Linked DNA regions of Homo sapiens: region 2 is linked to region 1. A link is a contact called in ENCODE Hi-C or POLR2A ChIA-PET data. All regions are on one chromosome and are shown on one strand. Each heading gives the region's core, a stretch centred on a gene start or an enhancer-like site at or near the end of the contact. The rest is flanking DNA. Distances are from core to core; before and after follow the strand shown. Region 1 overlaps ARHGEF28 (Rho guanine nucleotide exchange factor 28). Region 2 overlaps ARHGEF28 (Rho guanine nucleotide exchange factor 28).

Region 1 (3,917 bases), core at 977-3,476:
GTGATGTCCTAGAAATAAGAGAATGAGGAAAGTCCACTAGGGTAGAGAGGACTTGTCTGATTAGAACAGATAAATGATATGGCTGCGAGTTGCGAGATGAATGTAGGGAAATAATACTTGAAAGACATGATAAAGTCTTCACCAGTTCTGAGAAAATGGCAACTCTGAAGAGGCCAGGGGCAATAATCCAAAGGTGAATTAGAACAATGGCTGAGGAGAGAGAGAGGACAGCCATGGCCATCAGCAGGTCTTGATGACTGATCAAGACAGAGGACAAAGGTTGGAGGAATTACAAAAACTCAACTTAAAGCAGGACACCTGGGAGAGTGGTGGGATGGTAACAGAAATCAGGAAGTTGGAAAGAGGAGTTGCTTAGAGGAAAACTTGGAAAACTTTTAAAAAATATAACAGTCTGAACTTAAAGTCAAATCCTGGCTAACTGAGTGATAATAGCAAACAGGCCAGCTGGAAATGGAAGACGAGGCCTGGGCAGAGGTCAAGACGAGAGGGCCCACATGTGGGAGTCTTTCAGGAGGAGTGGTGGTCTAAATAACAAGAATAGATGAGCTCGCGAGAAAAAGAGGGGAAAGCAGAGGGCCCTGGGGAACACCCACACAACAGAGGAGAGGAAAGCACAATAGACAAAGAGATAACTTGAAAAAGAACCAGCAGAGTTCACGAACATTGAAAGTACACTTTTTAAACATAAATCAAATCATGCAACTCCCCCACCAACCTATGGGCATGACCTGGCCCCTCCCACCTCTCTGACCTGTCTCCTCTCCTCTCCCCTCCCTCACAATGCAAGGGCCATGCTGGCCTTTTGTTGTCCCTCAAATACAAAAAGTTCATTTCCACTCCAGGGCCTTCGTGCTTTCTGATCCCTCTACTAGACTGCTCTCCAGGAGATCCCAGAGAGACTAATGACACACACACACAATTCTCTGCCATGTCATAGCCTTGTATTGTCCTAACCCATACTACCATCTGAAATTCTTATTTGTTTATTCGTTTACCTACTTACTTTCTGTCTCCTACTCCCAAGTGCATTCTGCGAGAGCAGGGACGTGAGACCTTGTTTCTCACTCTCTGCTCTTACAGTGCATGGCACTAAATGGGGACTTGAGAAAATAAACACCTTAGATTAAGCAAGAGCAAACTTAGTGACCTTCATAAGATCCGTTTTGATAAAAGTAACAGCATCAAGATATGGAGAGGAAAAGAAGGCAAGAGCTAGAGACACTTATTTAAAACATGCACACCCTCCTCAGGTGTAAGCAGGAGGAACTGCTGAGAAGGTAGTATAGCTAAATCACATCTTCTATAAGGGCTGCCTTTCTGGAATATGGAAATAAAACATTTTACCTGGATCACGTTATTTCTTTTACTGAGGCTTCTCCCAGAGAAAACTCTAACCCATTTCCATCATGCCTAAAATCCTTACTTAGATGGTAAAACATTTTAAAAACTCAAACAGAACAAAAATATCGGCTACTTCAAGTTCTTTATTAAAAATACAGGCTGCACACCACCCAAATTGTGGGAGCTGTCACTGAAATACAGGAAGTGAGGCAGCATCAGACTTTAAGCACACTTGGCACTTACTTACCCACGGACCTGAAACTCACACCCACTAAGAAATTTCTTCAAAGCTGGGTGCTAGGCTGACTCTTCCTGTGGTCTTCTGTAGTTGTATATTCACCTTTGGGCCTTTCCCCAGAAGCTTATCATCTCAGTTGTGACAGTAGGAGGGGGCACCATAAAGTGGCATTGTATTGAGAGAAGAGGGAACTGTTTCTTTCAAAATGTGAAATGGGATGAAGCTAATGGAGGATTTGTAAAATGTTTGTAAGTCAAAGGTTTTGCTAAAGTCTGAGAAGCTTTTCCTCTCTGCTCCTGCCAGAACTACCAAGCAATCTCCTGCAGCAGCTAAGGAGCTTCAGACTTCCCAGGAACTGACATCTCGTGGCTGCTGGCCAGGCTGGGTAAAACAGTTACCATGGTCCTCTCTTTGCTCTATGGCTAGAACTGCTGCTTTGGAATTTGTTTGCCCCCTCAGAAGGAAAACAGGAGACAAGGCAAAGAGATAAAAGCAAGGCCATTCAGAGAGGATAGGAAAAGGTCAAGTTAAGTTAGTAGAAAACAAAAGCCAGCAAAGAAAACCAACTTCAGGGAGCACAGATTAACTGACAATGGCAGAAACACCCCAGCAGGTGGCAATCCTCTGAGATGCACATGCTGCTGTGTTTTAAATAAAGACACAAGTAAAGTTAATATAATTCGCTAAAAACAAATTTGCACAAAGTAAACACGTGATCTAGAAGTTGCATTCAGGCAAAAGCCCTGCCCGATTCCATTGGCTAAGCTAGACTTAGCTGTACTAACCTGTTTTGAAAGACACCCTTACCTACCACCCTCTGACACCTGAGCTAATGAAAATTTCTATTATTTTGAGCTGGGAAGAACTGAATGGAGCAAATGACCATCAATTAATAGGTCTGGCTTCTTGTGAGCAAATGAGCTTCAGAAGGTCAGGGCTTGCCTAGACATAGTTACCAGCAGCATCCTCTAGTGAGATAAAAGAAAAGAGAGACCCTTTAATTTAAGGTCCATGAAGGAGCCCCATTCATGTCAGAAAGCTCAAAGGCAGTTGCAGGACAGGAAAGGATAAAATGGTGCCTTTGAGTACTTGGTCAATGAGGAAATGGAGATGTGGCAGAGCAGTGGGGAAGGTCGTTACCAGTGAAGGTCGGAAAACCCCAGGCTTATTGTGGGATCTGCCACTAACAAATTTTCTGAGTCAAAAAAAATTATTCTTATGACTTCTAATAGAGCATTTTAAAATCCAGAGTGTCAAACCAGCTGAGTTAACTTAGTCAAGCCAGTCAATCTCCCTCTTGGAGACTAATCTCCTCATCAGCAAAGTGAGGGTGCCCAGGCAAAGGTCCCCAAGATGCCCTCATAGACTAATATTTCGAGTTGATGGGCATGAGGCCAGTCATAGGTAGCCCACTGGGGGATGGAGGGCCACCAAGAGAGAAGGGCAGTGTCTGGAGGACAGGATTTCCTTCCACAGGACCCAAAAGCCACAGGGAATCTGCAGGGATCCGGAAGAAGGCCCCTGCTGGGTGACCCCAGAACAAAGCCACCAAGTCACTTACTACCTCAATAAGAAGCTGCTTCCCTGAGCTGGGGAAGAGTCCATCCAGACAACTTGGGCCCTGTCCTCCGGCCCTCCCTGCAGAAGGCTGGGACCAAGGGGAGCATGCTCCACCAAGTATTCATGGAAGCTATACCAACATCCAGAAATTAGAAAAGGCTGAATAGGATAGAGTTTCCCCCACTACCTCTAGACATCAGATTATACCTTCAACACCCACAATGAGCCCAGCAGCAACCAACATTCTTGGGACCAAACACAGCAGGAGACAGTGACTCAGAATAAAAGAATAATATAAACATAAAATGCTAAGGGAATAGCGAAGTATCTTAGATCCAGCTGGAAACAAGCTACTGAAGCAAAAAACTCCCACTGCCCAAATGGTTATACAATTTGCAGCCTCCAGAGAAAAAAGTGATTACACTCTTCTCAGTCAGTGGCTATGATTAACATGTCTGCACAGCACCTCAGAAGGGTGGAAGGGAGCAAGAGCCCACACACACAGTCTCACACATGCACCCTCTGCAGATGTTAAAAAAAATCTCCACGGATTAGTCAAATTCTGACTAATAGATGCTCATATTAGTCAGAATTTGAGAAATGGGAGAAATAAAGGACACTTCTAACCCTTCACCAACTTAATCAACATACAAAATTTAACATCCCTCCTTTCTTTGCACAATGAAAATGAGAACATAATCCCCAGCTACATAATTATCAGTTATTAAAGCTAAAGAAATAGACATTAAATATTTCT
Region 2 (3,917 bases), core at 816-3,315, 39 kb after region 1:
GCGAGCTGCCTCCTGGATACCAAGATATACAGATCTGGGCTTTATTCTGCCCACCAAATCCTTTACTGAGGTACTCTCTTGCCAAAGCACACGTAGGAACAAGAAAAGAGGTAAAAAGGAGGAAGATTAGAGACCATTCTCGCCCTTAAGGATGTTGAAATCTGAGAAGGGAAGAAGGGAGGCTTTTCGGCACCTATTGCAGAGCCTGAGCTGGAACAGCAGGTGCTGCCTTGCTCATCTGACACTTGGAAAGGTATCAGCAGCAAAACAAGATGGGGACATTCAAAAACTGGTTCTTAGAAACAAAAACATACTGCCATGTTGACCATCTGGTTCCTGGCTACAGCAGACAAAACACTTAGTGACAACATAAGAAAATGAAACCACATCAACCATTTTGTGAGAAAACCGCCCCCAAACTCTTCCCTTTTACAGTTCAGTTCTCCGGGTAGAATTTGGCCTTCAGGGCTATTTTCTTTGGAAATCATGATTATTTTCCAAAGAAAAACATGTTCAGGTTTTCTAATGGTCAAGGAAGAGGGCTAGACTAAGAACTGGGCGGCCCAAATTACCCCTGGCTCCCTGTGGACCAGCCCAACCCTGCTGTGCCTCGTGACTTGGTTTCTCAATGTGTAAATACTGCCACAGGGAAAAGAATATTTTCCACTGCCTACACACAGAACTTTGTTGAGGGTTAATGAATTAGTGTGTATAAAATACTATGAGCTACTCAAATAAAGGGACAATGAAATTCTATTCTTAGTGTTAAGGACAGAGCAATTTTAACCCTCTTCTTACAAACCCCACTGGAAATTAGACTAAGATACCAGGAGTTCTCTTGCATGGGCCTATGCAGATAAAAGGAGATAATGTGTTAAAGGTCTCTGTGAAGTACAGTTCCAATGTAAGGATATGTAGAAATAATTTCTCAAGATAAAACACAATATTAAACAGGTCAAAAATCATTAAAAACTACCAAGAAGCTGTCACTCTTGTAAGTCTCCACATAAAGGTTAAACATGTTGACCTGTGAACCATAGTTAGGCCAAACTCCTAGTTGTTGTGCAAGCTCAGAGCATGACAAACCCAAGGAGAAAATATGGACTTTTGTTCAAGAGCCATAGAATTGAGCACATTGTAAAAGCTGTCCATGAAAAGAGCTTTGTTGAAGGCGTTATTCCTCATTTTCTAAATGCTGTCCAGCTCCACTAAATGGTGACAATTAACATTGAAGTGAATAGGCCACTGTACAGATTCTATTCATAATCCAAATAGACAGTTTTCCTTGCCCAATGAGATTTTACATTAGTATTCAAACAACCTTTCATTTTGTCTAAATCCTGGCTCAGAACATGCCAAAGACCAGATGAATGCACCATCTGGAGGCAGAATCTCTCCCTGACAGAGCAAGGATGTGCTTAGATTACTGTGAACGTCAGGTTTTCACATGCCTTGACTTTTCATTTCAGAAAAAAAAGGAGTGGTAACTAGAAAATGATCAGACACACAAGGGGTAGAAACAAGCAATGAGCTAAACCTGACACCATGATGAATCTGTATCTGGATGAAAGAGATGACTGAGTTCATTCTGGCAGCATTTCACTGGGTGGGCCAGCATAATTATGCCACTGTGTTCACCTGAGGCAAGAAAAGTCTGATGACTTCCCCAAGGTCAATGAGTTCTAATCCCCATCTGCTAATGACTCATGGTGAATTCCAGATTTCTGGTTCCGTGTTTACTGCACACAGACACTAATCTCCTGACTGGTCCCCCCACTTTCAGACTTTCAGCCCCAGCTCTCTCCAGGCCATGAGGCCCACGACTAAAGATTCAGCTTCTAAAAATGCTGCTCTGGGTGCCTAGCCCACTCCCCTACTGCCAATCTCTCAGTGGCTCCTAGAGAGGAAAGGCCTCTCCCTGTACCTGCCATTTGAGGCTGGTGTTGAGAGCCCCTCGAGTGCCTCAGGCCATGCTTCCTTCCTGGTTTCTCCAGAGCAGACATTTATGGGGTTCTGGTTGTCTGGCATCCTTCCCTTTTTTCTGCTAGCACCTGGATCTCCCTTCTGGGGAAATCCCCCATTGTGAATAGCACTGACAGGAAGTAGGATCCCATTGTCCTTACAGAAGCCAATGGGATTTCATTGTCCCTCTCCCTGCCCCAGTGCAGCCAGGGGCTGGTACATGACTAGGATGCTTAAGCAGGGGTCCACTCTTAAGCAGATAATAACTTAAGCACCCTAACTTAAGGAGAGAAGTTAGGGTGATATTTAGACACCAAAAAGTCTATTTATGTTGTTTGCACCCAAAATGGCTGAAGCACTCTATGACTGAGGCCCCTTTCTTTCATACACCTTTTCTATGCAAACTCATTCTACCCAGGGTGGCCGATTGAGTATCCCTGCATACCACATATACACTTCCACCTCTGTGCTATCTTCCTGGAAAACACAGAGTAGAAGTGCCATGACGGGGGGGAACAGAGGGCAGGAATGCCAAACCTGGTCCAAGGGCTGGAAAGGAGCTGTAGGGGAAGCCCAGAGGAGACTGGATGTTGTGCTTAGTTTTGATGGATGAACACAGTTAGCTAGGCTAAAGGGAAGGACAGATAGGGGCTATAGAGAGGAGGCACATTTCAGCACCTTCCAGCACATGCATGGAGCACAGAGAACATGTGAAACTCTGTGCAGGAGTTGATATTCCTTCCATGTAGCTATGTGCAAGACACAAGGAGGCAGAAGCTGAGACGAGAGACATAAGCAAGGGTCTCCTCACTAGGCACCTTGCATGCTGCACTGAGGACAGGAATCTCCATCCCGAAGTTAAGAGAGCCTTAGAAGAAGCATAAGCATATATCCTCAAACTCCTACCAGAGATCAAACTTCTGCTTTTCCTAATTAGTTTCTTGAAATTACTAATATTCACTCAATATACTCGATATACAGACACCTCCATAAAATACGGTGTAATATTCAGCCAAGACACTTGCTTTGAACTCATTCCAAAATAATTTAATTTTGTATATGTAACCTGAAAATCAACCCCTCACATCGCTGAGCAAAGCAAGAAGTAGAAGTAGCTGCAGTGTGCCCAAGTGTCAGGTGTGGGAAGAACCAAGGCAAGAAACAGTCATGCACACTTGGAGCAGGGCCCCTCACTCTGCCTCTAACTGGATGTGTGGCGCTGGGCAAGTTGTTTAACCTCCTTAAGCCTCAGTTTCCTTATCTGTAAAATAGAGCTATTGACCAACAGCTACAAGACCATTAGGCTGATGATGCCAAATGTATGTAAAGTACCTGATACACATTAACTACACACTGACGGCATCTTTCTTTCCAAGAAGTAGTTCCCTTAACAATGGAAGATGTGTCCCTTGCACCCTGAGGCATCACTGAAAAACCAATGGTCCAGGAATGAGGAGATTTGGGTTCCTCCATCTGCCCGTTTTCTAACTGTGTGATACTGAGAGGTCACTCAACCACTTGAAAGCTCAGTTTCCCCATCTGTAAATTGGGGATAATAATCATTGGCCACTCCTGGACATACAAGGATTAAGTGAGATCTGTGGAAGCTTTAAAGGATTCCAGATGTATAACATATTATTACTGCCAAATATCTGTGTACTTATAAATGACCTTTTCGGAGCAATATTTCTGACACCACCTTTGAATTTCCAGTTCAACCACTTTCCTCATGTCACTCATAAACCTACAAAGACTCTTTATTTCTTATTATGCTTCTCAACTGTTTGGCTTCCAGCCCTCCTGAATGTGGCCCCACCCTGCCTAGCCCCTAATGCTATTTCCTTCTGCTCCCCCAAATGTGCATACCGTGCCCTCTCATGTCCCACACTCATTCCCACTCCTGCTCCTTTGCTCATGCTGGTGCTCCTGCCCAAAATCCCACAGACCCTCTCTCT

Evidence for each region. A loop is a pair of places that touch in the nucleus more often than their neighbours do. ChIA-PET counts read pairs that join two places held with the same protein, here RNA polymerase II (POLR2A). Pooled maps may share reads with other maps.
Region 2: a loop to region 1 is called in a map of GM12878, with 2.4 times the contacts of the local background. The contact joins two enhancer-like sites. A Hi-C loop is called at or near these places in 5 of 168 maps with a recorded cell type or tissue (CD8-positive, alpha-beta T cell, GM12878, PC-9 and 2 more), 21 of 37 single-sample maps with no recorded cell type and 10 of 50 pooled maps. POLR2A ChIA-PET finds 5 or more read pairs at or near these places in 7 of 52 experiments (A549, GM12878, H1 and 4 more).

Annotation. Positions count from the first base shown.
Region 1 is chr5:73,692,025-73,695,941 of GRCh38, reverse strand. The region is part of intron 2 of ARHGEF28 (Rho guanine nucleotide exchange factor 28); the gene reads right to left. Among named protein-coding and RNA genes, the nearest start is that of ARHGEF28, 68 kb to the right of the region's middle. RefSeq lists an enhancer at 1,836-2,460. Within about 2 kb of position 2,226, at least 7 of the 41 ENCODE cell types and tissues checked have a DNase peak (open chromatin) inside an H3K27ac peak, as active enhancers do.
Region 2 is chr5:73,652,384-73,656,300 of GRCh38, reverse strand. The region is part of intron 1 of ARHGEF28 (Rho guanine nucleotide exchange factor 28); the gene reads right to left. Among named protein-coding and RNA genes, the nearest start is that of ARHGEF28, 28 kb to the right of the region's middle. Within about 2 kb of position 2,065, at least 6 of the 41 ENCODE cell types and tissues checked have a DNase peak (open chromatin) inside an H3K27ac peak, as active enhancers do.